Regions from separate parts of the Homo sapiens genome. Here region 1 is linked to region 2. Evidence: read pairs that join two places in POLR2A ChIA-PET (ENCODE). Cell type or tissue: CD4-positive, alpha-beta T cell. All regions are shown on one strand. Each heading gives the region's core, and the rest is flanking DNA. Links, peaks and the distances in the headings are about the cores only. Region 1 overlaps BACH2 (BACH transcriptional regulator 2). Region 2 overlaps BACH2 (BACH transcriptional regulator 2).

Region 1 (12,711 bases), core at 2,923-7,922, 200 kb after region 2:
TATTCAGGGGCGTGGGTGTTGGATCATAACAATTTCTGCATCCCTAAAAGCTACAGAGTGGTATGTTCTATCTGAGAGTCCTGTAGCTTCAGGGCAGCCATTGTCCAATTCACATATGGGGTTTTGTGTTAATGGCTGCTGTTTAAATCCTCACAGAGCACAGATGGTGCCTGCATTGCATCAGCATTAACTGTTCTCCATTGGCAGAGCCCATTGCAGAAGCACAAGAAGGGAGGAGAAATCAGAAGTGTATCGTCCCTTTGGCAAAAAGTCTGGTTTCCATGTATGATTTTTATCCCAGCTTACTGTACAGCTTTGAGTAGCCCAGTCAGCATATCTCAGCTTGTTACATGATGGTTGGTAAAGGACTTAGATGAAAGAGACTAAAGACTGTAGAAATACTATCATTGCTGCTGTATCAACCATGCTGATAAGGCATACTCTGTAGCTTTATTCCTTCTGTAAGCCACAGTAACACCATTTCTATTGCCAAGGAAAGGGCTCTGCTTGAGAAGCTGATACATACATCTTCAGAATTTTTAGTACTTTTCTCTCAAAAGCCTTTCAAGTATATTAACTACCTACATGTCTTCAGCTTGTCCCTATTTATTCCTATTTTGCAAATGAAAGGGACAAATGACAGCAGGTATCAAGGTCAGATTGCTTTCCCTGCTAAAGACCAGTGGGCCTCCCCTGGTAGCACCTGGGTTCTCAAGGCTATTGGAGGATTAGTGGTGTGTCAAGCTACTTGCTTCCAGAGGCAAGAAGAAAATAATATTTTCCATAAGAGACGTGTGATCTGTCAGTTCTTCAGTTCTGATTTCAGGTGGAAAATATGACTTCAGTTCTTGAAGAAAAAATTCCCTAACCAGGTATGACAGATGTCTTCAAATATGTGATGGATTGTCATGTGAAAGAGGGATTCAAATTGCTTGCCCAAGTGGGCAGTACTAGGGCTAGCTCGGTTTAGTTCAACTAATAGTTATTGAGACTCTAGGGTGTACAAGGCACATGCTTTCAATTGAAAGTGATGGAGTGGGGAGGAAGAGAGAAGAATATCTTGCTTAACTCATAATACCAATTAGGTCAGAACCCAGCAAGTTTGATATTGGTAGGAAAGTAAAATATTTGGTAAATCATGGGATAAATCAAGAAGTTACAGTCTCCAATGTCTATTCATGGTTGAAGCAGGAGTAATGTAAAAATGGACTTGGAGATTATTGCCACAGTGATAAATAGAATTTCTCAGAGAACCCAAGTAACCTGGTAAGCAGAAGGACATCACAGTGAAATATGGCTATGGGAAGGAATTCCATATTCAAAATAAAAATGTAACCACTGGAAAGACAAGCAGAGCCAAAAGTATATCTAGGCCAGTCACTGTGGCTTATGCCTGTAATCCCAGCACTTCAGAAGGCCCAGGCGGGTGGATTACTTGAGGTCAGGAGTTCGAGACTAGCCTGACCAACATGGCGAAACCCCTTCTCTACTAAAAATACAAAAAAATTAGCCAGGTGTGGTGGCACACGCCTGTAATCCCAGCTACTTGGGAGGTTGAGGCACGAGAATCGCTTGAACCTGGAGGCGGAGGCTGCAGTTAGCCGAGATTGTGCCACTACATTGCAGCCTGGGTGACAGAGTGAGACTCCATCTCAAAAAAAAAAGAATTACATCTAATAAGGTCTGTAAGCAAATCTAGAAACATAGGGCAGGGGCCCTCTGAAGAGCACTAGGAGATTAGAAGAGAGAGGAGCAAAATTGATATTGTAGGAGTTTATGGGTCCTATTGTCAGGACAATTAAAGGTTCCATGTTCCTATTCCCATGTACAGAATTAGGTCAAATAGCTACCAGAATTCTCCTCGACCAGTAGTTGAATACCTGAGTGGTTATTGATTTGCCACATTGGCAATTCCACCTTCCAGAAAGTAGAAGATGCAAAGGTAGAACTGCTATTCGGGTCGTAATCTGGCTAAAAGGAATTAATAAGAGTACACATGAGAAGATCTTTAGAAGAAAGCGGCAGTATCATCTTAAAGAACATGAAGTCAAAGAAGATTTTGTACGGTCCAAAATATTTCAAGACCTTTTTTATTGTGATTTTAAAAAAAATAACATAAAATTTACCATACATGTTTATGTGTACAGTTCAGTAGTGTTAAATAAGTTCAATACTCTTAAGTATTCACATTGTTGTGAAACAGATCTCCAAAGTTTTTTCATCTTGGAAAATCCAAAACTCTGTACTCATTAAACAACTCCCCCTCTTTTTCTTCCCCCAGCCCCTGATAAACGCCATTCCACTTTCTGTTTCTATGAATGTGACTACTTTTCTTTTTTTTTTTTTTTTTAATTATACTTTAAGTTTTAGGGTACGTGTGCACATTGTGCAGGTTAGTTACATATGTATGCATGTGCCATGCTGGTGCGCTGCACCCACTAACTCGTCATCTAGCATTAGGTATATCTCCCGATGCTATCCCTCCCCACTCCTCCCACCCCACAACAGTCCCCAGAGTGTGATATTCACCTTCCTGTGTCCATGTGAGAATGTGACTACTTTTCAATGCCTCATATAAGTGGAATCACACAGAAGTTTCTTTTTATGATTAGTTTAATTCACTTAGCGTAATGTCCTCAAGGTTCATCCATGTTAGAACACGTGACAGGATTTTCTTCCTTTTAAGGCTGAGAGTCCATTGTATGTATCTACCACATTTTGTTGATCCAGTCACTCATGAATGGAAATTTGGGTTGCTTTCACTTCTTGGCTATTGTGAATAATGCTGCTGTGAACATGAGTGTACAAACACCTCTTTAAGACCCTGCTTTGGATTCTTTTGAAAATATCCCCCAAACTGGGTTTGCTGGATCATATGGTAGTTCTATTTGTAATTTTTTAAGGAACCTTCATACTGTTTTCCATAGCAGCTGCACTATTTTGCAATCTCTTCAACAATGCACAAGGGCCAAATGCAGTGACTCACACCTGTCATTCCTGCACTTTGGGAGAACGAGGCAGGAGAATCACTTGAGCCCAGGAGTTCAAGACCAGCCTGGGCAACATGGCAAGACTCTGTCTCTACAAAAATAAGAAATTAACCGGGCATGACGGTATGTGCCTCCTGTCCCAGCTACTTGGGAAACTGAGATGGGAGGAGCACTTGAGCCTGGGAAGTTGAGCCTGCAGTGAACTATGATCATGCCACTGCCCTCCAGCCTGGGTGAGAGTGAGACCCTGTCTTAAAAACAAAAACAAACAAGAAAAATAAAAAATAAAACAGTGCACAAGGATTTCAATTTCTCCACGGCCTCGCTGACACTTGTTACTCTGTTTTTTTGGTAGTAGTCATCCCAGTGGGTGTAAGGTGAGATCTCATTGTAGTTTTAATTTTTATTTCTCTGTTAATTAGTGACGTTGAGCATCTTTTCATATGTTTGTTGGCTATTTGTATGTCTTTGGAGAAACGTCTATTCAAGTCCTTTGCCTACTTTTAGTTGGGTTATTTTATATTTTGCTGTTGGGAGTTGTAGGAGTTCTTTAAATGAGAGTTCTTTACATAGGGGTTCTTTATATATCAACCCTTTACTAGGTATATGATTTACAAATATTCCCTCCCATTCCATGAGTTGCCTTTTTACTTTGATTGTATCCTTTGATAGAATCAGATTTTAAGTTTGATATAGTCCCATTTGTTCATTTTTGCTTTTGTTTCTTGTGCTTTTGGTGTCATATCCAAGAACTCATTACCAAGTCCAATGACATGAAGCTTTTCCCCCATGTTTTCTTCTAGAGTTTTATAATTTTGGGTTCAAGACATTTTTAAACAGATTTTTATGTTAACAAGAAAAAGGTAGAAATTATGCATCTGTGGGGAAAGATGATTCAGGAGGGCTAGAAGTGTCCAAAACAAAGTTCACATGAGGACCCTTTTCTTGAAAAAGGAGGGTAAATTGTGCCAGCAGTTGTGTTTCATTCAGAGTTTTATTTTAAACACTGGAAAAACACGAACAACTATGGGAACATGTATGGAACCACAAATAAGGCGTTCAAGAAAACTCAAGCCCAAAATGAGTGGAGACCTTTCGAAGAGGACCACAGAAAACAAAAATGAATTTGTGGTTCTCTTTGGAGCGTAAAGATGAGGGAACCAACAGCTGCTCATTGGGGCTGACTGTGTAGTACTGAGGATGGCAAAAAGCCCAGAGTTAATTTTATATTGTGCATCAAGGAGAATGACTGAATGAATGACCATAAGACTGAAAAGTGAGAAAAAACTTGGAAAAGGGAAAGGAAGCCCTAGGTAGATGAACAAAAAGAAAATGCTAAGCTCCCAGACTGGATGAAGTAAAGCCCCCAAACTGCAGGGGGAATAATATGATTATGATACAACTTGCTATGGTCAAAATCTTTCAGGGACTGTGGAGCTAAGGAAAGTGTCAAAAGACTAGAGATCAGAAATTGCATCGTAATTTGCAAAACAAAGAGAAGAAAGTGGATCTTTAAAAATTTGACTGAATAGTAGTTTTTATAATAGGAATGATTTCTGAGTATCTAGACAAGTACACACTCTTGGGTCAAAAATTTGATTTTGCAAGGTTAAAATGGACACATGGCTTATCAATAGATACTGGGAGGAAATAAGCTCAGAGATGTTAATTGTAAATAATAAGTGACAGTGAAATCTGAGCATTTCTAGAAAATAGGATATAGACAGAGAGAGGTGATAGTGTGTCCTCTGTACCAATGATTGGAGCATTTATTCAATCCAGATATCTGCCAGGGGTGTAGTCGCAGGCAGTGTGGTTCAGAGGAGAGTAACAAGAAAGGTGTAAGAACTCATAACTGACTAAGCCAAAACTTCCATTCCTGAAACTTAACATGAAGAACCATTAGAAGGTGCTAATGAGGGGCCAAACTTCTCATCACTGGAAGCCTTCAAAAATGTTTTGTATTTTCTGGTTGAAGATCAAGTGGTTCATAGTTGGTTTGAAATGACTAGAGGGGTTGAGAGGGTGAAACCAGACCTTGAGTCAAGAAATTCTCGCCTAGGAAAATCACTGGTTTCTGGAATGGGAAGAGGGTCATTTAAAATGGAAATTAGGTAATTTTTTCTAAATCTTCTTTTTAAAAATAATTTTCTTTTGGAGGCAGTTTTTCGAATGAAACCATAAACCTTGATGCAGGTTTTACTACTTCATTACCAGTGAGTGGGATGCTTTTCACTTTTATTTTACACTGAAAAACGTGAAACATTACTACTATTTCATATCTATTTTAAGACCTACACTTATATTGAAATTGGATTTTTAAAAATTATTCTGTGAACTTCATTTTATAATCTTTCAGAAGGGAGATTTTCTGTTTTCACCGTATGCTTTTAGGGTAAATATGAATATAGTTCCTTGTATCTGTATCATATATGACTTTTGCCTGTCACTAACCTAGGAAATATAACCATCTATACCTGAATGGGAAAATTATGAGCGCCACATATGAAGGAGGTGAGATGAGATGGGCAAAACCACCCAGTTGAAACGAAGGTTCCACATACCCAAGGTGTCGCCAGTTCTCAGGAAAGACAATATGGAATGTTTGCTTTTGGGACCTTCTCCTGTTCCCATCAACCTTGAAACAACCAAAGAAATACCTAAGGGGCAGTTTCAGCCATTATATAGCCCCATAACCATTCTGAGCCGACTATCACAGAGAGGGGACACGTAACGCTCCCCCTAGACATCAGCTTCATCCGACTGCCATTCCACTGTGGAACAAAGCTCTGGTGCCATGTGGCACCCCGCCAGAAGGGCATTTCTGCTTTGTCTTCTAGATTCTAAGGACCAATACTTAGCTAGGCCTGATAATTTACCAAATCCCCATGTGGTAAAAGGGCTTCGTAGGATTTGCAGAGTTTCATTGAGCAGGAAAGGGACACAGCAGTTATCTTCATCCTTCAGGAGGAATGCAGACACTGGAAAAATAGAACCAATTATGAGATTCACCTTCTGCATACCAAAAGATGTACTGCATCCAATTGGCCAGACTTCTTTGGATAGAGCTATATAAAACAATATTTTAGAGAGAGTAATAAAATTTACAATAACATGTTTCCATATGAAATAGCATTTCTTTCCTAGTTCACTTCAGAGAAACAGCAACAGGTAGAAAGGGAGCATGAGAGTTGAACTCTGCGGTCGGAAGACATGAGTTTAGCCCTGGCCAGGCAGCCCTGTGACTTTGGGTAAATCCCTTCACCTTTCTGGGCCTTGGCCTCCTTGTCTGTAAATTGGATTGTTAAGTCAGGGAACTAGAAACCATGCCAGGTGTTTCAAATAGAGGGGCTATAAAACAGGAAATTGGTTACACAGGTGTTGGAAAACTGGAAGAACAGAAAAGGGAAGGAGAGCTAACCTAATGATTAATGACCGCAGAAAGTATCTACCACTCCTAGGGCTGGAGGGGATGAAAGGGACCTGTGAGCATGGTGGAGGGGCGGGTGCCTCGGGAGCTGCAGCTGTGGGGCAGACAGCCCCTTCCGGACACTCCACCACAGAGTCAGGGATGCAGCCACTTCCAGAACACACCGCCAAGAAAGGAAAGATAAACAGAGCAAGAGACAGAAGGAGCCACAGCGTCTTCATGCCTCCCACCTTCTGAGCTCACCCACCTGTGCACCTGTTGGCAGGTCCGATAATAAGTTAACCAGCAAAAGAGCCTAGGAAACAAGAGTTTTTGAACTCCCAGCCTCAGCAAGAGGGAAATATGAGAAAAGTGGATGTGAGTCCGAGAGACAATAGTAAATAACCAACATATGAGTTTACAACATCAAACTAAAATTCAGTCAAATAATAGAAGTCAAAATTAGTAGTTGGTAAGGACTATTTCAGTTTTCCGGTTATGTTTGTATTAAGGTAGTTAAGTTGTATTAAAGTAGTGTTACAGAGATACACACGCACAGAGAGAGTGATAATAGTTTTGGTTCTGGCCTCAACAGTTTCTGAATAATTTTTTTAGGTGTTTTTTAATTTAAAAAGTTTGTATTGAGTCATGATTTAGGAAAAAACTACAAGTACATTTCGGAAAACCCTGTGACAGGAGAAATCATAGCAAAAATGTGGGTTATGGTAGGGTCTGTCCTCAAGAATTCCTGAGAATAATTGCAGGGAGTCTGAGTCTGTTAACTGATTCAAGTCATGACTCTCTATCATGGGGATTCGAGTCAGGCCTTTGCTCACTGAGCCTACATGATTTTCCTTTTTTTACTAATCAAAAAGTACCTTGGTGGGCTGACCATGTTTTTCAGCCCAAAGTTGAAGTCAAATGGTGGTCTACTGTTTGACCTCCACCCTGGGATGCCATCACCCCCTCCTCAAATCAGGGAGTCCATTTCAACTGCAGGGAATAGGTAACTGTGTGTGTGTGTGTGTGTGTGTGTGTGTGTGTGTGTGTGTGTGTGTGTGCACTTGTGCATGCATGTGTTATTGACAGGGCCAGCTTCATGAGCATAAAACCTGTGCAACTAATTGCACAGGGCCCCATGCTCAGAGGGGTCCTGCACTTTGTTTAATGTTCTCTTGTCACTTGAAATTCTTAATCTCTGAACAAGAGGCTAACATTTTCATTTTGCACTAGGCCCTGCAAACCATCTAGCCAGTTCTGGTTTTGTGGTAGGGGAGGGCAATTGTGAATAGAGGACCAGGAAAGGTCTCAGTGAGGAAATGGCGTTTGAGGAAAAGCCGGAAGATGATGAGGGAGTGAGACATGCCTTTCTTTTACTTATTCTGAAGAACTTCAACTCAGCCCTCAACACTTGGCAAGTGTTACCTCCTCTAAGTAGCCTTACACTAATTCCCTTAGCAGTTACTGCTCCAGCCCTGTCCTCCCAGCATCCTGCAAATACCTCTGTTACGTACTCAGGTGACACTGTAAACATTTATATTGAACATCTGTCTCCCCAGTCACTTGTTAGCTCCTTGGAGAAAAAGGTGGTGTTTTATTCATATTTGTAGCAACAGCAATAATACTGGTTGTTACTTAATGCCAGGTCCTGTTCCAAAGGTTTTACTATAAGGCAGGCACTGTCAGTATCCCTGTCTTACAGTTGTAGAAACTAAAGCATAGAGAAACTAAAGCACAGAAAGGTTAAGTAACCAGCCCAAGTGACACAGCTGGTAGACAGCAGAGCTGAGACTTGAATCCAAGAAAGTGGAGTCCCCAGACCTTGCATAGTACACAGTGAGTGCCTAGCACATCGTTGGAGAATGAAAAAATGAGTATGGATGGACACAGTGGCTCATGCCTGTAATCCCAGCACTTTGAGAGGCTGAGGCAGGAAAATGGCTTGAGCCCAGGAGTTCGAGGCCAGCCTGGACAACATAGTGAGACCTCATCTCTAAAAAATAAAATAAAATTAGTAAACAAAAAAATTATAAGTGACTGAATGATCAGATAGAGTCTCAGGAGTAAAACTTACAAATAGGGGAAGGATTTTTACATTATGGCTGCAGATCCAAGTTCAAACCTGCACAGGAGAGAAAAGACACTCCGTTTATGTTTTAAGACATATTCACTAAGACAAATAATGATTTTCTTTAGCTAAAAGAACCACCATATGAAATGATATATGTATAAATCAATTTCAATGTTGATTTAGTTTTTATATTATTACCTTAGGAATAGAACACAAAATAAGCTCTATCTAAAATTCATAATAAAATTGCCCAGGCACAATGGCTAACACTTGTAATCCCAATACTTTGGGAGGTCAAAATAGACGGATTGCTTGAGTCCAGGAGTTTGAGACCACCTGGGCAACATAGTGAAACCCCGTCTCTACTAAAAATACAAAAATTAGCTGGGCATAGTGGTATATGCCGATAGTCCCAGCTATTCAAGAGGCTGAGTTGGGAGAATCACCTGAGCCCCAAAGGTTGAGGCTGCAGTAAGTGGCAAGATCATGCCACTGCACTCCAGCCTGGACAACCAGTATGAGACCCTGTCAGTAAATAAATAAATAAAATTAATACGAGGCCAGATGTGGTGGCTTACACCTGTAATTCTAGTACTTTGGGAGGCTGAGGCAGGAGGATCCCTTGAGCCCAGGAGTTCAAGACAAGCCTGGGCAACATAGGGAGACCCTGTCTGTAAAAATAGATAAAATAAAAATTAATACTAAAATAACCAGAAGCTTTGTTGAAATAGTAAGGTGAATTAATTTGACAAATACTTTCTAAATGTCTAGCATGCTGCTTTGGAAGAAGAATGTGATAATGTGGATATGAATTATAGAAAATTAAGATGAGGAGTGATGCCTGATCACTAAGTCAGTTTTCATCCTGCAGAGTGGGTTGCAGTGCAGTAAGAGAGTGGGAAGGGAGAGTTAATTGTCACCAGCATTGCTTTCATCATTTGACAAGTGCCTTGCTGTGCAAATACAACCCAGAGGGGTTGTCAGTGGTCTAGCGTTTTAAAAAGCCCTTGGGCAGGGGTTCATTACCTTTATCTTCCTGGTTCCTGCAGTGTGTAAGAGATTCAGCTTCATCAGGAAAGTGTACATGGTGTTGCTGAAGATGTAAGTTTCCCTTTTTTGTGAAGTTGTGATTAAGGGACCTTGAGAAGCGTGCCAGCCCTCTCCCAGGGAGCAGTCACCTGTCCTCCGGATTCATCTGATCAGCCTTCTGCAGATGGGCTCAATGCTACAGCCATGTGTATATACTGCCAAAACCAACTGGAGACACCTTAGTCATGTAGCTTATATAGAGAATGATGTTCCAAGTCTCAAAAATCCTCAAACCCTATTTTCAATAAATGCCTGAAGGCTGACTGCCTCATCCCTATCATAGTCCAGAGATGGAACTGTTGTAAGTATCCTCATAAACTCTGTCCTGCAGCAAAATGGATGTCTCATGAAACACTGAGCTCCCCAAAACACTGAGCTCCCCAAAACACTGAGCTCCCCAGCTTTGCAAACAGTGCCCAAACTTTCTCTACAAATTGAGTTTTCATCAGCCCATCTTCCTTTCAGCAGAGAGATGATATGTTAGAATCCAATGTAATGAAGGATTAAGGGTCATAGTTACAGTGGGTCAAATTTCAACACATTGTCAGCATGTTGACTTGCACCATCGGACACGGTACCCTGGCCTTATTTCTTTCAGGGTTGAACCAACTATGTGCCAACTGCTAGCTGAGGTCATCACCTCCTAGGAAGCAGTCTGTGGGAGGTTGGAGGGTTAACTTTCTGCCTTCTCCGAGGTCTCGCCCCCACATGGCACACTGTATTCTGGCCCCAATGTGTGATCCCATCTCATCTGTATCAGAATGAGTATTGCACAGTATGAGACCAGGTAGTTACATATTTAAGTGCAATGAAAAAATGTTCTTCGAAATGAGGCATTCAAAATATTTTCATTCAAAATGCAAGACTGTTATCCCAAGTTGTCCCTAACACCATATTTTGCATTTGTTTCTCATACCTTGAGGCCACTGCTGACCAGTGGATTTTAGTCTAGATGGGTCTGCTTAGAGCAGAGGGATGCAACTCCATTAACATCAGTGAGTTGGAACTATTCTTCTATTTATAGCCACTTCATTCCATTTTAACTTTATGATCATTACTTTTTAAAATACCATTTTATGAGTTGTTAGTTTTGCGTGTAATTCTCCACCTCCCACCCCCCTCTTATTTTTTCCCATTATTAGAGCCTTATTTGTTAAGAACAAAAAGTAAGTAACAATGCAGACTTGTGGTCACAGTTTCATGAACATACAGCTTTTCACTGGTACCTGAATATTTGCCTTCTGAGTATAATGAATGAATTTAAATGGTCCCTAAAAATGGGTAGACAGTGCCACCTTCTCAAGATGGAGGCTAAGCCAGTATTTAGAAAGCCTCTGCCTGTTGTAACACTTGCTGGCAGGTGTGATGGGCACTTGCTTTCTGTTTTGTGTATCTGGAGCGATTACCACTGCCGAAAGTAGACCAGAGATGGGTTCCTGGGAGGGACCCTTGTGACAGTTCCGAAAGTAGCCATCGTATCAAAGCAACCCTTGACCTAGAGCAGACACTCAAGGCGTGCTGATAAAAGTGTTCAAGGGGCCCCCTTGCTAGTCCCCTCAGCCTCAGTAGTCTCCTATCCTGAACTTGTCTGGATTTCTCAGTTGACAACTACTCATATAATCTTGCAATGGCTTTTCCATTGTTGACTTGCTTACATTGTTACTTAGTTAACTTTTCATCATTTGTACCTCTTCTACAAAGCTAAATCTTAGATCTCTTGAGCACAGGCCTGAGTCCTACACATATCCTTCCCTCACACCACTAGCACAGAAGAAGAAACAGACTGGACTTGGTTTGGAATCCTAGCTCTCCACTGACTAGCACTGACCATGGATAAACTCCTTCACCTCCCTGCTTCATAGTTTCCTTATCTACAGAATAAGGGCAGTCATGCCTGCCTTGCAGGGTGTTACAAGAGCACAGTGCTGGGCACTAGGAGATACTTGGTAAATGGTCATTCTGGCTCACCAAACAAAGCCTCACACACAGAAGCTGAGCAAAATCTTGCAGACTTAAATATGACAAAGCAGGACTGAAACCAGAATGGGAGAAGAGCTAGTTATGAGCTCTTGAACTTTCATGGTGAGGACACCATTTCCTCTGCCCTTGGGCTTAAGTGACAGTTTACAAACCAGATTTTTTATCTATGACTCTTTCATGACCATATGACGATCATTTCAAGCTCAGGAAGTTTCCTAAGCCTCAGTGATCTAAGGAGTGCCATTGATTTGTGATGTGGAGACTTTGCTCATTCACCTCCTTGGTCCAATTCATACATTTAAGCATCAGCTCGTCCCTGAGCGGAGATGCTTTCTCCAGCTCCTTGCAGCCATGTGGCAGAGGGTGACTCCCAGTACTGCTTCCTGATCTACAGATCCCCATGGATGTCCCTGGCTTCTTTAGAAATTTTCTTTACAAGAGGCCACAGTGGAAGATAGTGGTAAGACTTACTTAGACCTACAGCATCAAAAAAAAAAAAAATGGTGATAAGGATGGGAGTATGAGAAAAACTGTGTGAACACTCTGGGGACTGTTGTGGGGTGGGGGGAGGGGGGAGGGATAGCATTAGGAGATATACCTAATGCTAAATGACTAGTTAATGGGTGCAGCACACCAGCATGACACATGTGTACATATGTAACCTGCACATTATGCACATGTACCCTAAAACTTAAAGCATAATAATAATAAAAAAAAAAAGAAAAACTGTGTGAACAGTATAAATAGCATTGAAATTAGTTTCCTACATTTCCCATATAGTGAGCACCTTTGCCAAAACTCAAGAAGTGTCTTATCCACCCTTTTGGCAACTGGCACATTACAGAGGAGCATAGGATCATTACGAGGGCAGGGGTCAACTCTGCATTGATTTCACCATTTCTTTCTTTGTGGTGGAGCCATGTGGCAGTAAAGGAATAGGTCATGTGACATTCTTGTCATCTTCTTCAGTTACCTATAAATACACATTTCCTTGCTTTTTTACTTTCTTTTAAAGATTCTTGGAAGAAAAGGACATAAAACAGATGTATTGTCAGTACTACATTTGCTGAACCTATTACCATGTCAGCTTAGCAGGATACAAAAGTGTCGGTCAGACCTCCTTTTTAATACTGGTACTGTGACACGGGGCAAACAAAGACCCTTGCCTGCCT
Region 2 (12,711 bases), core at 3,665-8,664:
TAAGAAAATTTTGGAGCCCTTCAGCTCTCTGGGAAACTAAGCTGTATAGAACGCCTCATTCCCAAAGTATCCTGAATGGATAAAATTTGGCTGTAATTTCACAGGATGGGAATGTATAGTATCTTTTTCTTTTTACAATGAAGATATCATCTACCTTTAGTCTTGATTTAAAATATTTTTAAATCAATTTTATAATTTTATAAAATAGTCTAGATTAATGCTTTTTGAAAAATCAGGGCTTAGCTGCTTCTGAAAAGATGAATGTACTCTTAGGGGTCCACATTTGACTTTTTTCCAAATTCAAATAAAAATTAGTGGGGCAGGATGTTAAGCAGGATAACTCTACTTAAAGCAGAAAATCTTTAAAATTTTGGTGTAGATAAATTAAATCTGTGTTGTAAATACTTATCACTTCATTGTTTTTACCTGCCTTCCATACATAGTACCAAGGACTTATTTTCACTTATATCAGAGGAGAAGTAAAAAAACGCCACTGTGGTCTGTTTATCAAACAATTGCTACAGAGAGGGCCTTTCCCCTTTTGTGTAGAAGGAGAATGTCTGAGCTGTTGGAAGTCTTCATGTGACTCTCTACTGCCACGAGATATTTTCTTTTAAATCTCCGCTAGAGAATTCTGCCAAAGTCTGGTGTGTTTGTATGCATCATCTTTAGAGAAGTTGACTGTATTGAGAGAGGGGTGATTTCTGCCTTTATCTGAGATGGGTACACTTAGGAAAAATAAGCTTTTCGGGAACTTAGGAAAATTTGAAGGCCATATCAGTTATTTTTATTTGAGTAGCAAAGTTCTCTTTATCATCTTTAAAAAACCAACTACAAGTCCGCTTTCAGAGCACTAGATGTGTTTGCAGATTTCGGAGACACACGCCAGAGTGTGTAGCGTAATTACTTAATCCTCATCTGTCATGCCCAGAGCAGTGTTCCTTCAAGATAAAAGAATGGGCAGCATCAGAGATGTCTGGGTAGTTCCTTCACCCCTGGATTTTAAATTCAGAAAATCATGATCATTCTTTGCTTGCTTGTCCTTAGAAAATTAAAATGCATATTAGTAGACAAATCTCTGGTGTCTGAATTTTTTGTTTTTATTTTATTTTTTATTTTTTGAAACAGGGTTCTTGCTCTCGTGACCAGACTGGAATGTAGTGGCATGATCACAGCTCACGGCAGCCCCAACCTCCTGAGCTCAAGTGATCCTCCCACCTCAGACTCCCAAGTAGCTGGGACCACAGGTGTGTGCCACCACGCCCAGCTAATTTTTAAAAAATTTTTTGTAGCAGCAAGGTCTCACTATGTTGCCCAGACTGGTCTTGAACTCCTGAGCTCAAGCAGTCCTCCTGCCTTGGCCTCCCAAAGCGCTAGGATTACAGGCATAAGCCACCACACCTGGCCCTGGTCTCTGAATTTTTTGTGATAATCAGGAACTTTCTTTTAACCCACACCATTTTAATTATATATTCACCGAAAGAACAAATTTTCTGATAGATGAGAGCACTAGTAATTTAAATAAATTTAGTCCTATGCTCATTGACTTATTCAACATTTATAAAGCTCCATCAATTTATAAACATTGTCCAGGCACAAGACAGTATGGCTCCTGCCCTTAAGAAGTTTGATCCTATTGGGAAGCTTTCAAGAAAGCCAGTGTCCAAAAATCGTGAAGAAGCTCTGGGGTGGAGTCTGAAGACATTCTCTGGAGCAGCATTGTTGGGTCCGGCTCAGGGCTCAGAGAAGCTTCTCTGAGGAACTCCTGCTCAGTCTGAATCTCAAAGGTTATGTGGAAGTCAGAGTACTAATAGCCATGAAATCCAAATAAATTCATCGGCCAGAGGTTCCGCTTCTTTTAGTACACATTTTCAGACCTATAACCACCATCGAGACGCTGGTTGGTACCATTGTCTATTTGAATGGTGCCTTCTAATGGTTCCAGAGCCATCCATCCTGTCTGTGGTTGGCACTGGCATTGTGGGCCACTGGCCGTTGTCTGTTACAGGTTGCAGTGGAAAGGTAGGATGTTAAGCATTCTGAGTTGCTAAGCATTCTGATATTTTTTTTCCCCAGAATAATGCCAACTGATGGTACTAGGCCTGTATTACCTAGATTTAACTTGATTGGTTTTTAAGTGAGACCTTGAATGACTTTCTAATCAGTTGCTTAACTATGCCTAATCATGATGCTTTGTATACTCACACATGCAAATAAGCACATGTGTACTTTATTGTTTATATTTATTTAAAATAAATTCTGATGTTAGTCATCTGTGATTTGGGGCAAATCATGAATAGTGATATCAGTATTACCATTTGTAAGATGTGGTTAAGAGTAGCTGTAATTTACCTAACAGGGATTAAATACTTAATGTTTGTAAAGTGCTGTGTTTCATTAGAAAAAATATCATTATTATGGTCATTAATATGATTTGCAAATCATTAGTACCAATCACAGATAATACACCTGCAAAAATAATCACATTTCTATACAAACCTCAGTTTAGATAGCTTTAACTTTTTTTAATCCCAAACTTTAATTGCTGAGTTTTTTGGGGCACAGTGCCTAAAAGTATATCTTTTTTTTCCTTCCAGTTAGATCTGTCCCATTGTAAAAGGGCTGTGTAATGATTTGGCTTCTTTAAGGGCAAAAATCCTTTTTTTTTTTTTTTTTTGAGACGGAGTCTCGCTCTGTCGCCAGGCTGGAGTGCAGTGGCCCGATCTCGGCTCACTGCAAGCTCCGCCTCCCGGGTTCAAGCAATTCCTCTGCCTCAGCCTCCAGAGTAGCTGGTACTACAAGCGCACGCCACCACGCCCAGCTAATTTTTGTATTTTAGTAAAGATGGGGTTTCACCATGTTGGCCAGGATGGTCTTTATCTCCTGACCTCGTGATCCACCGGCCTCGGCCTCCCAAAGTGCTGGGATTACAGGCATGAGCCACCGTGCCTGGCCCAAAAATCCTTTCATAAAGACCATAAGTGGTTTAAGTGAAGACTCCAACTTAGATGTCGTCTCCATGGGGTTCTTTTGTCTCAAGAGAAACCAAGTCTGAAGAACCATATAGTCTGACTGAAAATAGTGTGGCCTTTTTGGAATGCTTTACAGAAATTTCTAATTAAGAGGTGGTGTTTGTCTTAGGTATACAGACACTGTTTTTGAAAAGTCTGCAGTACAAAATTCCCATTTAGTTTATTTTTAGCTTGAGTCTACTCTGCTAGTAAAAATAAAACTATTTTTGTACGTGCTGCTTCTAGTACTTAGATCCTCATTTTAAAAGAATTCACAGAAAACAGTCCATAGTGATAACTGTGTGCACTGGCCAGATTGTTATAGAATTGTGTTTTAAATAAATGTTATGATGGCTGCATTTTAGCTGCATCACAGGATCCAGCTCACATGATTCCTGTCCCCTACAGCCCACACATGCACATACACAAAGGGCCTCATCCCCGCCTTGCTTACTTAGAGTAAGGACTTGGCTTATCTAATTTCTGTATTTGTCCAGTGTGCAAGTGCTGACTGTCCTTTGTGTATTGTCTAAGGCCTCACGTGCACAGAGAGATACTGAATACATGTCTGTGATGACGGTTCCCCTTAAGAGATGATGGACTGCTCTTTTAGGGAGTTGTGTGTTTCTATGGTAACTCCCTTTTGAAAACTTCAATTTTATCCACATATATTTTGCAGATACTGAAAGCAAGCTTATGTTGAATTTAGAGAAGCTTTAAGTTTTTAGGAGGAAACTGCAGCTTATCAGCAGATGTCAAGAGCATACATACTTTGAAAGCTCGTTGAAAAAAATTATGATTCCTTTTGTGCTTGACACTTACCAAAAACCAATGTTCCATTCAGATAATCTTTTATTGTCAGTTTTTTATGCTCCTTAGGGTAAAAGTCACAAATATATACACAATTTGATAAAATTCAAAAGGAACAAAATAAGCACTATTCCTCCTTTGGCCTGTATCCGCCTCTTTCCCATCCCCAGTTTTGTACAGTACAATGTCACTAGCTTATTGAATTAGATTTACTTTAATCATCCATTTCCTTTTCTCCTGGTTACCACAATAGCTATGGGCTCTCAGTTAGCCAGCTACATCTGATCTAGAGAAAATAGGTTATGTCCCTATTTTGAAAAGAGAATTATCTGCATGGCTCAATGCTTTGTGTATTTAATAGTTAGAATTCTGGAAGAGATGTGGACTTCCTTCCTGAGCAATAAAATATATGTATAGTGACCATTTCTTAATTCTCTAGAGAATGCAGACAAAGGGATTTGTGTAGTCTATGAGGTCTGCGTATATAAAAGTTTTCCTTTGCCTTTAGTTGCCTTATTTTACTTTTAGGATGTTTTGTTTCTTTTCTTATACTTCCATATATTTTCACTCTTTTCCCTTTCTTTCTGAAACACATATTCAGTTGTCTTAAAATCAAATCAGCTGTGCAGTGGATACTGTATTTGGCTTTTTCCACATGTGTTAATTGTTCTGTTGGCTTGTTTTGTTTACTGTTTTTGCAGACCTGATTTGCCATGGTCCGTGCCTTTCATTCTACTAGACCACGTAGTTGATTTCCCAGTAGGGAAACGATTCTGCTGTCTTACCCAGTAATTAGTTATCTCATTTCAAAAGAGACAAGTTTATCTGAGAGGACTTTGTCACACGTTAAATGTCTGCTTTAGAAGATAGAGCCCATTTAGTTACTTGCCCATCCATGTGGTAAAAGAAATGCATAATTAGTCACCATGGAAATTAAGTATTTGAAGGGCAGAAGATGGTTAATTCGACCATTTATACTCAGCTATTGAGAGATTATGATGTAGTTTATTAGTGCTAAGAAATCAAATTAAGAGATGATATTTTTCAGCCCCATGAGGGAGTGGCAGTGTTGTTTATTTCTGAAGCATATTTTCATTTGCTGAGAGAGGACTTTGTGGCACTTTCCCTTGAATAGTTTTGTGTAACCTCTTGCTATGTGAGTAAGTGCCCCCCCCCCACCAAAAGAAGACACAGAGGGAGACTGAGTTCTGCCATCTCCATATCGTTACCTCCCTAGAATAGGAGAGGGAAGTAAATTCTGGACTCTGCCCTGTGCTCCTGGGTCTTTTCCCATCCCCCAGCTCAACCACCCGTCTCTCGTTACTTACTACACATCATGAAGCCCCTGCCCAGGCCCCTGATCCTGTTCAACCCTGTCTCAAAGCCACGCTCTTCCTGATGTCCCTTTCCTAGCTTGGCCTCTTTAATTATTTTCTTCCTGTCCCAATCAGTTATGACTGTGTGGCTTCATCTTTCAACCCCGCTCCTGGGTCTACCTGTGCCTTGCCTCCCACACCTGCCTTTCTTCTCGATGAGATAGTGTAAGTGAAATGGCTAGAAGTATGCATTTTGCAAGGAAGGGGAATGGCCATTTGATAGTCACACTACATTGTGCACCAAGGCATTTTAGAGCTTTTGTTTGTGTAAAACTTTATGTGAACAAATGGTCTAATATTTTTAAAATTTAAAAAGATGTTTGTTAATCTTATCTTCTGTTGTATACAACTCATATGGACTGGCTCCTGCCTACCTCTTTAGCTCCGTCTTACTCCAAGCTCACCCTCACTGTCTTCCATCTGGGGACAGTTTTTGAATGTGCCATACCCCATCCTTCTACTTGGCCACTGCTTGTGCTCCCTTTGTCTGAAATGTTTCTCCATGCCCCTTCCCCAGCAGCTCCATATCCCTTCATCAGAGAGGCATCACCTCCCCCTCAGTTAACGCTCTCATGACACCACATACCTTTCCAACATCGCACTTAATACAGTTGCAATTTTATCTTTATTTGTATAATTATTTCATTAATGTCTGCCTTCCTCATTATTGTCTATGTGCAGGCAGTTCCTGGTCTCTGTGTTTCTAGTGATCAGTACAGGAGTGGACATATAGTAGGTGCTCAATGAATACCTTTCAAATGACCATCGTGGATATCTCCAGGGGCTCACTCAATGGCCATTAGCCCCTTTCTAGCTGGTGCAACCCTGATTTGGTTGGAGTATTTCCTCTCCTCTAAGCGGCCATCTGCTCGGGCAGCTGGTCCCAGCCCCAGTTCCTGATCCAGTGGGTGAATTTGTTGTTAGATATACAAGATCTGGTCATCAGCTTGGCTCATGCACAGCGGTATGGGTTTCCCTGGAACCTACAAAATAGGACCGAAAGATGGAAAGAACCCAGGCCCTCGAGGATATCAGTGAGCTGTGGGCTAAACCAGTCCTGGGTTGGCTTTACTTCCAGGCAACTCTGTCGTGTAAAATAATAAATTTACTTACTGTTTAGGTCAATTCAAAGTTTTTTGCTTCTGAAAATAATCTGATGCAGAATATCATGAGTGAATGAATAAATTAACAACCCAATCTCACTTCTTCACAAATTTTTGTGCCCTTAGAGTTCCTTTGTAATTGTTTTCTCTTTTCTCATTTCTGTGAAGTGTTGGTCTACCAAGTGAATATGTTGATTGGCATTGAGCCCAATGCTAAATCCCAAATAACTCATATGTTTCGAAAAGTGTTTCCTTCCACTAAATGCCCCACACCTGGAATGTGAGCTCGTATTCTTCTTCACCTCTTGCCCTTTGGCTCTGCACTTTGTTCATACCTTTTTGGGGCAAGCTCTTCTCTAAGGAGGTTGAGAGTCAGGTTAAGTCATACCCAGCAATTTCCTGTTTGTGAGCCTTGAAGCTCTTGAAGAGTGCGGCAGGTTTGACAGAATCTGTAGGTGTTGTCAGACGTGAGCTGATTCATCCCCTTTGGTAGTTAATTCTCCAAAGGTCTCATCTCCCCAGCTACCATCCCTTCTTCTCTCTGGATGCTGCACAGTTCTTCTTTGTGTGAGGATGAGATTTTCAGGGCCGCCTGGGTCATGTATTCCATGTCTTTTTTGGGTTTTGGTGCATGTATTTTAGACCCTACTTTTCTCCATTTTTATGCAAGAGTTACTCCGTGTTGTTTCATAGCATTTTTGTTGTTGTTGTTCCTGCAGGGCTTTGAATGGTCCCTGTGAAATCTGCTGCCTTTCTTTTTCATAGTCCTCCACCTCAGCTCAATATAACACAACTTAGCCTAAGAAATGCAAGGCCCTAAGTAAAGACCACCTGAAATGCCTACTTGTTTGGTAGTAGAAACTTTGGTGTTCTCTCATTATTTTCTTTATTTCCCAGCATATTGGCAATGAAAACTAGACAATCACCCATTTTTGTACAATGCTCCCCTGAAGTAAACCATGAGAGTGGGGCAGCTAAGTAACCCATCTTTGAGAATGTTATTTTTGGCCATGCCATGTAGAAAAAGGACTGAATTTGTAACCCAAAAACTTGCATTCTTAAACCAAAATAGGAACAGTCCCACTTTGGCCAACCACCCTGGGCAAGTAGCACACTCTCCAAGATTCAGAATATAATTCTTACTGCCTACAGGGGTTGTTATGAAAGTAGAGTAAGATGCAGTGGAAGTGTTGCTTATGCCTGGGAAGTGCTATACAAAAGTATTAAAATTGTAAGGCTATAAAGAAAAACTCTTGTGAAGCGTTTTTTTTACACCACTCGATACCTACCTCAGTTTCCCTCCCCACCTTCAGATATGCAAGGCTGGTCAGGAGGTTGGGCCCCATGCACATTGGGATTAGGTCCCCTGGAACTTTTCAGGTGAGTCACTGCTTCATCAGATAGCGGAACTCCCTCACTAACCTTGGAATTCCAATCTTTTTTAAAACTTTGGTGATTTCCATTGGGGAAAAAAAATCTCTTGTAGTTAGTGATGAGGCCACCTCAATTGTCATCTGAGAATAGGACTTTATGCAATATTGACAACCCATCCATGACTTTTTTTAGTCGGCCAGCATTTTTGCACACCTGCTTGTGCCAGGCATTGTTCTCAATGCATGGGATGTGTCTGTGAACAAAACAGACACAAATTGCTGCCCTCTTAGAGCTTCTATTCTATTGGAGGAAAACAGAAAATAAGCAATAAACAAGCAAATTATAGTAAGTTAGAAGGTGGTAATTGCTAGGAAAAAAATTTAAAAACAGAGCAGGAAAGAGGAGGGCCAATTTGGGGATAGGAAGAGGCTGCAGTTTTAAATTAGGTGCTTGTTGTAGGCCTCCTATATTTCTAGTCTTTTGTTATTGTTGTTGTTTTTACAGAATGTTGTGATGATTTACTATTGCAAATGAATCATCTCTGTATAAATTAAATATTGCATGAAATGAAAGGAGTTCAGCTAAAGGCGAAACCTGATTGCTAAATGCTTGCAAAAGGATGGGAAGTTGCTCTAGCCCTTGCATGGCATTCTCAGGTTATCTATTCTTAGTTTAGTTTCCTTTTCCAAAAATGATGTTTATTATATAGTCTTCGAATGGAACATATCGCTGACACCTACTGCCATGTGTTTATAGTTAAACATAACTAGCCTCCCTTCTTACAAGACCAAGAGGTTCATCCAGAATGTTTCCCTTTAGAAGTCCTAAGAAGGCTCTCCTGGTTGGCTTTCCAGCCCATAACAGTGATAGATTTTGCAGCCTTCTTAGTCTAGCCATGTGGAGAAACCTGATGTTTTGGGTAATTCACCCCTTTAAACATGTGCTTTGTGTTTTGGTGGTGGTTGTTTGGGGCTGCGGTGTCTTAGGCATGGAGCTTATTATATCCATATAAATTACAGATCGCAGACACTCCGCCTCAAATAGCATTGGATTTATGATCCCTAGCTCTCCCTTTGCAGTGCCCCTTCTCCTCATGTCTGCTGTGCAACCTGACTTATGGTTGAGCCTGCTTCAAGTTCTTCCTGCCAGTTTGTCCCCTTTTCCGCAGTCTGCCTTGGTAGCTGACTGGGAGGGGCCAGCATGTGGGTTATCCCATTGTCTGTGGCTGTACACAAGAGGCTCTCAGTGGGTCTCTTTCTACGGACAGGACCCTGCCAAAGTAACACTTGTGCTTCCTGTCCAGTACTGACTAACGCAGTGCTATTCAAAAGGCAGGCTAGAACTAGGGCCATCAGAATGAACACGTTTTGAGCATTGGCAGATATACTTCCTCCCTTCCTGGCCTGTTGTTCCCCATCACTCACCAGATTCAGAAGGTGCAGTGCTCCTTGGGAGCAAGGCTGGGGCGCTTAGAGAGAGGGTCCCTTAAAGAGGAAGGGGGCTACCCTGGCTCATTATGAACTTTTTGGGTTCTGAACCTACCACTCATTATTCTGAATTGTGCAGCACATGTCTGTCACCTCCTAGTATAGAGTGGCCTTGAGAAAGTCACCTACTCCTTCTAGGTCTCAGTTTCTCATCTATAAAAGGAGTAGATTACTCTTCAAATGACCTTCAAAATTGCTTCCACTTCTAATTTTGTTTTAAGACACTATTGACTACACTTCTCCTAAAAATTGATCTTTTTGACGTGATTGGGCTCTTGAGACTTTTTTACCCTTTGTCCTGATCTGATTCTCTCCATGAATCAATTTTGTTCATCTCATCTGTCACTCTTCCTCTGTATGCTTTGTAACCTGCATTTCCTCTACTTCTGGCACTTTTTTGCCAATGGAACCTGCAATTCTACTCTGCAAATAGCTAGGGTTGTTTCCTCCCTCACTCCCAGCCAAAATACAGCTTTTATAGTAGTATCTCTGAGTAGGGAGTTGGGCTATTGAGAAAAACATGCTATAGCCCAAAGTCCCTATTTTAAAAGAGATAGAGATTGGAATGATATGTTCTTTTTAGGGTGTGGATGTTTTAGGCTCCAATGACCATAATCAAAATAGATCTATAACCAAGCCGTAAAAGGGTAATATATGTGAATTTTCTCATAATATGAATCCTAACACAAAAGCAGTTACAATACTTTAAGCGTAAATTACATAGTCTGCACCATGATTTTTTCAAAATTTGTCTTACGAACCTCAAGGAGGAAAATGTACCCCACTGGTTAGGAAAGAATTATTTTCTCTAGGTTCCATAACATAGAAGGAGTGTTTTATTTCCTCACTGCCTTGTGCCTGGGAATACTGAAATGATAGATTCAGCCATGTTTTAATAAAATTCCTCTGTAAGAATATTAGCATGGAGAGAGATTGGTATAAATACATGAATGTGCCTGGATTTTGAAGGTAAATCCTATAGCTATCAGATTGCTATTCACTTAATTGCCACAATCTAAAATTTATCTGTTAGTGTTTCTTTTCTAATTGTTACTAGTGTGATAAAAAGAAAAACTCTTATTTATATATAGATTATTTGTTTCAGGACATTAACTGAGAATATAGTATTGAAATGACTTGAAATTGAAGGAATCAGATTTTCTACTGCTTATTTATTCAGAATATAACTTACCCAACAAGGTCTGATTTAATTTATTTTGAGGAGTAGTATTTAGAAGCAGGATTACTCTTATTTAGGAAAAGAATCTGGATCTTAGATATACAGTGACTTGCCCAGAGTCACCTAGTAAATGAAAGAACTATAAGTCACCACTTGGGCGTGTGATTCATGATCTTGACTATGAATTGATACCAGTACTTTACATGAAATGGCCATACTCTGAAAATTATATTTTTAGATATAACCTTAATAAATATACTTGCCTTTCACAGAATATTAGAACCAATTCCTCCTTATCTTCATGGAGGAGCATACTTAATGATATATGTACTGATGAGATTTCGTCTTATTTTTAAAAACTTCCAAGAAAGAATGTTTCATAGCTCCCTTCATTCATCTACTCTGGTGCTTAATTAGATTTGATACGAGAACGCTTTCTTTCTTATCTAACTTGAATCCCTCATGCTGTAGCTTAAGTCTGTTTTCTCTCACTCTGCCTAGGATGCCAAAAGCAGCTAATCACCATTATCCATAGTAATATTCACAAAGTCCTCCTTATGTTTGAAATGTTAGCGCTATAACTGACAGTAAACATAACCCCCAAGTATCAGCAAATTATAAACTAGAGAAGAGGGACTAGCTTGTAGTAAATATAGATGACATATTAGTATTTAGTTGTGATGAATGAATAACACTAAATAACGTGACTTAAGCATTAAGCAGACTAAATGAAAGGCATTCTTCTGTTAACTCATTCACTTAAATATTTATTAGGCACCTACTTTGTGATGCTATGCTACATTCAAGACTTTCAATGAAAATGATTTTTAAAAAGTAAAACTTATTAAGTATATTTCTCAGAAATGTGAATGTACAATAGCCTAATATTAACAAGATAACCCTGTGCCTTATCTAATCATCCTGTGGAATTTACCCATATTTTGGAGGTGGGGCTGAAAAATAGTCTGATTATTAGAACATTTGTGTTTATATTTACAGCTGCCCTATTACTAAAATATGCAGTTGGCATCAAAATTTTACCATACACAGTCACTGAGCCCTTCACCTGGAAGCCTCTTTATTTCAGCATTACTGCTGAAGAGTTACCTGTGTCTTTCTGTGTGCATTTGAACATGTGTGAGCATGCAGCCAGTGTAGCACTACAAGATGCTTATCGCTAGAAATAAATTATAGAGTCGTGCAGCATGAAAATTATATGCCCGGGAATGCAGAACACAGGGTTACCTTCTGCCTCCTTTCTTTGTCATGGACAGCAGAGGCAGAAAGGAGAAAGAGATTTATTCTAAAGCCATTTGAAGCTGACCAAGCAATTTATAACAGATGAAATGCTGATTTATTGCTGCAGAGAAAATAATGGGTGTTCTTGCTAAAATGCCATTAATAGCTTTATTGTTTAAAGTGCAAATTATATTCAGCAATTTGTTAGTCCTCTTTTGAGGCAAAGTTGAAGTAATTCAATGTAGGCTTTTAGCAGAAAAAAGGACAAAGTAATTAACAAATCGTAAAAGAATTCATTCACCAAGATTGGCTGATAGTTGAATTCTCTGTCTGAACTATAAAGACATAGGGAAAATTTGCACTTAAGAAATACAAGATGACTCAAGTATTTGTTTAAAACTGAAAAGCCATAAGGAAGTTGGAGTTGGGACACTACAGATTTAGGAGTATGCCTTCTGTTGGTGTCCACTGTGTCTGCAAGATGTGGTAGTCAACCAGAGAAAAACTGAAAATCACATAGTTCCTACCCTTACAGATCTTACTGTCTTATGGCAGGAGCAGATAATATAAAATTAATTAAAATATATAGCAGAGGCTAGATGTGGTGGCTCATATCTGTAATCCCAGCACTTTGGGAGACCAAGGTGGGAACATCGTTTGATCCCAGGAGTTCAAGACCAGCCTGGGCAATGTAGTGAGACCCTGTGTCTACAAAAAAAATTTAGTTTTTAATTAGCCAGCCATAGTGGTATATGCCTGCAGTACAAGCTACTCAGGAGACTGAGGCAGGAGGGTCAGTTGAGCCTGGGAGGTCGAGGCTACAGTAAGGTGTGATTGTACCACTGTATTCCAGCCTGGGCAACAGAGCAAGACTCTGTCTCAAAAAAATAAAATATATAGCAGGAAAGGGTCAGTATTTCAGGAAAGGGACACACGAAATGATTCCAAGGAGGAAAAGACAACATTCAGAAGATGACATTTGTCAGTTTTAAAACGCATAGGATTTCTGTAGCCATGGTGTGGGTTATAAAACTGTTCCAAACTGATAGAATGCCAAAAAGTGGAAAGATCTATGCTAGTCAACACTGAGTAGGCCCTTTGATGCATCTGTTGCCATAGAGTGACAATAAA

The links. Peaks named below come from ENCODE experiments on the same cell type or tissue, not always from the same donor. Only the 100,000 strongest peaks of a DNase experiment are listed, where the experiment ranks them.
Region 1: POLR2A ChIA-PET joins it to region 2 with 5 read pairs; 2 of 35 experiments call an interaction of 5 or more read pairs at or near these places.

The regions. Positions count from the first base shown.
Region 1 is chr6:89,953,847-89,966,557 of GRCh38, reverse strand. The region is part of intron 6 of BACH2 (BACH transcriptional regulator 2); the gene reads left to right. Among named protein-coding and RNA genes, the nearest start is that of GJA10, 66 kb to the right of the region's middle. In CD4-positive, alpha-beta T cell, for the core only: no CTCF peak of the experiment used is centred there; no DNase peak of the experiment used is centred there.
Region 2 is chr6:90,151,053-90,163,763 of GRCh38, reverse strand. All of the region lies in intron 4 of BACH2 (BACH transcriptional regulator 2), which reads left to right. Among named protein-coding and RNA genes, the nearest start is that of BACH2, 140 kb to the left of the region's middle. RefSeq lists enhancers at 5,951-7,150, 7,184-7,328 and a cis regulatory region at 7,256. In CD4-positive, alpha-beta T cell, for the core only: no CTCF peak of the experiment used is centred there; a DNase peak (open chromatin) is centred at 6,713; H3K27ac peaks cover 1,039 bases.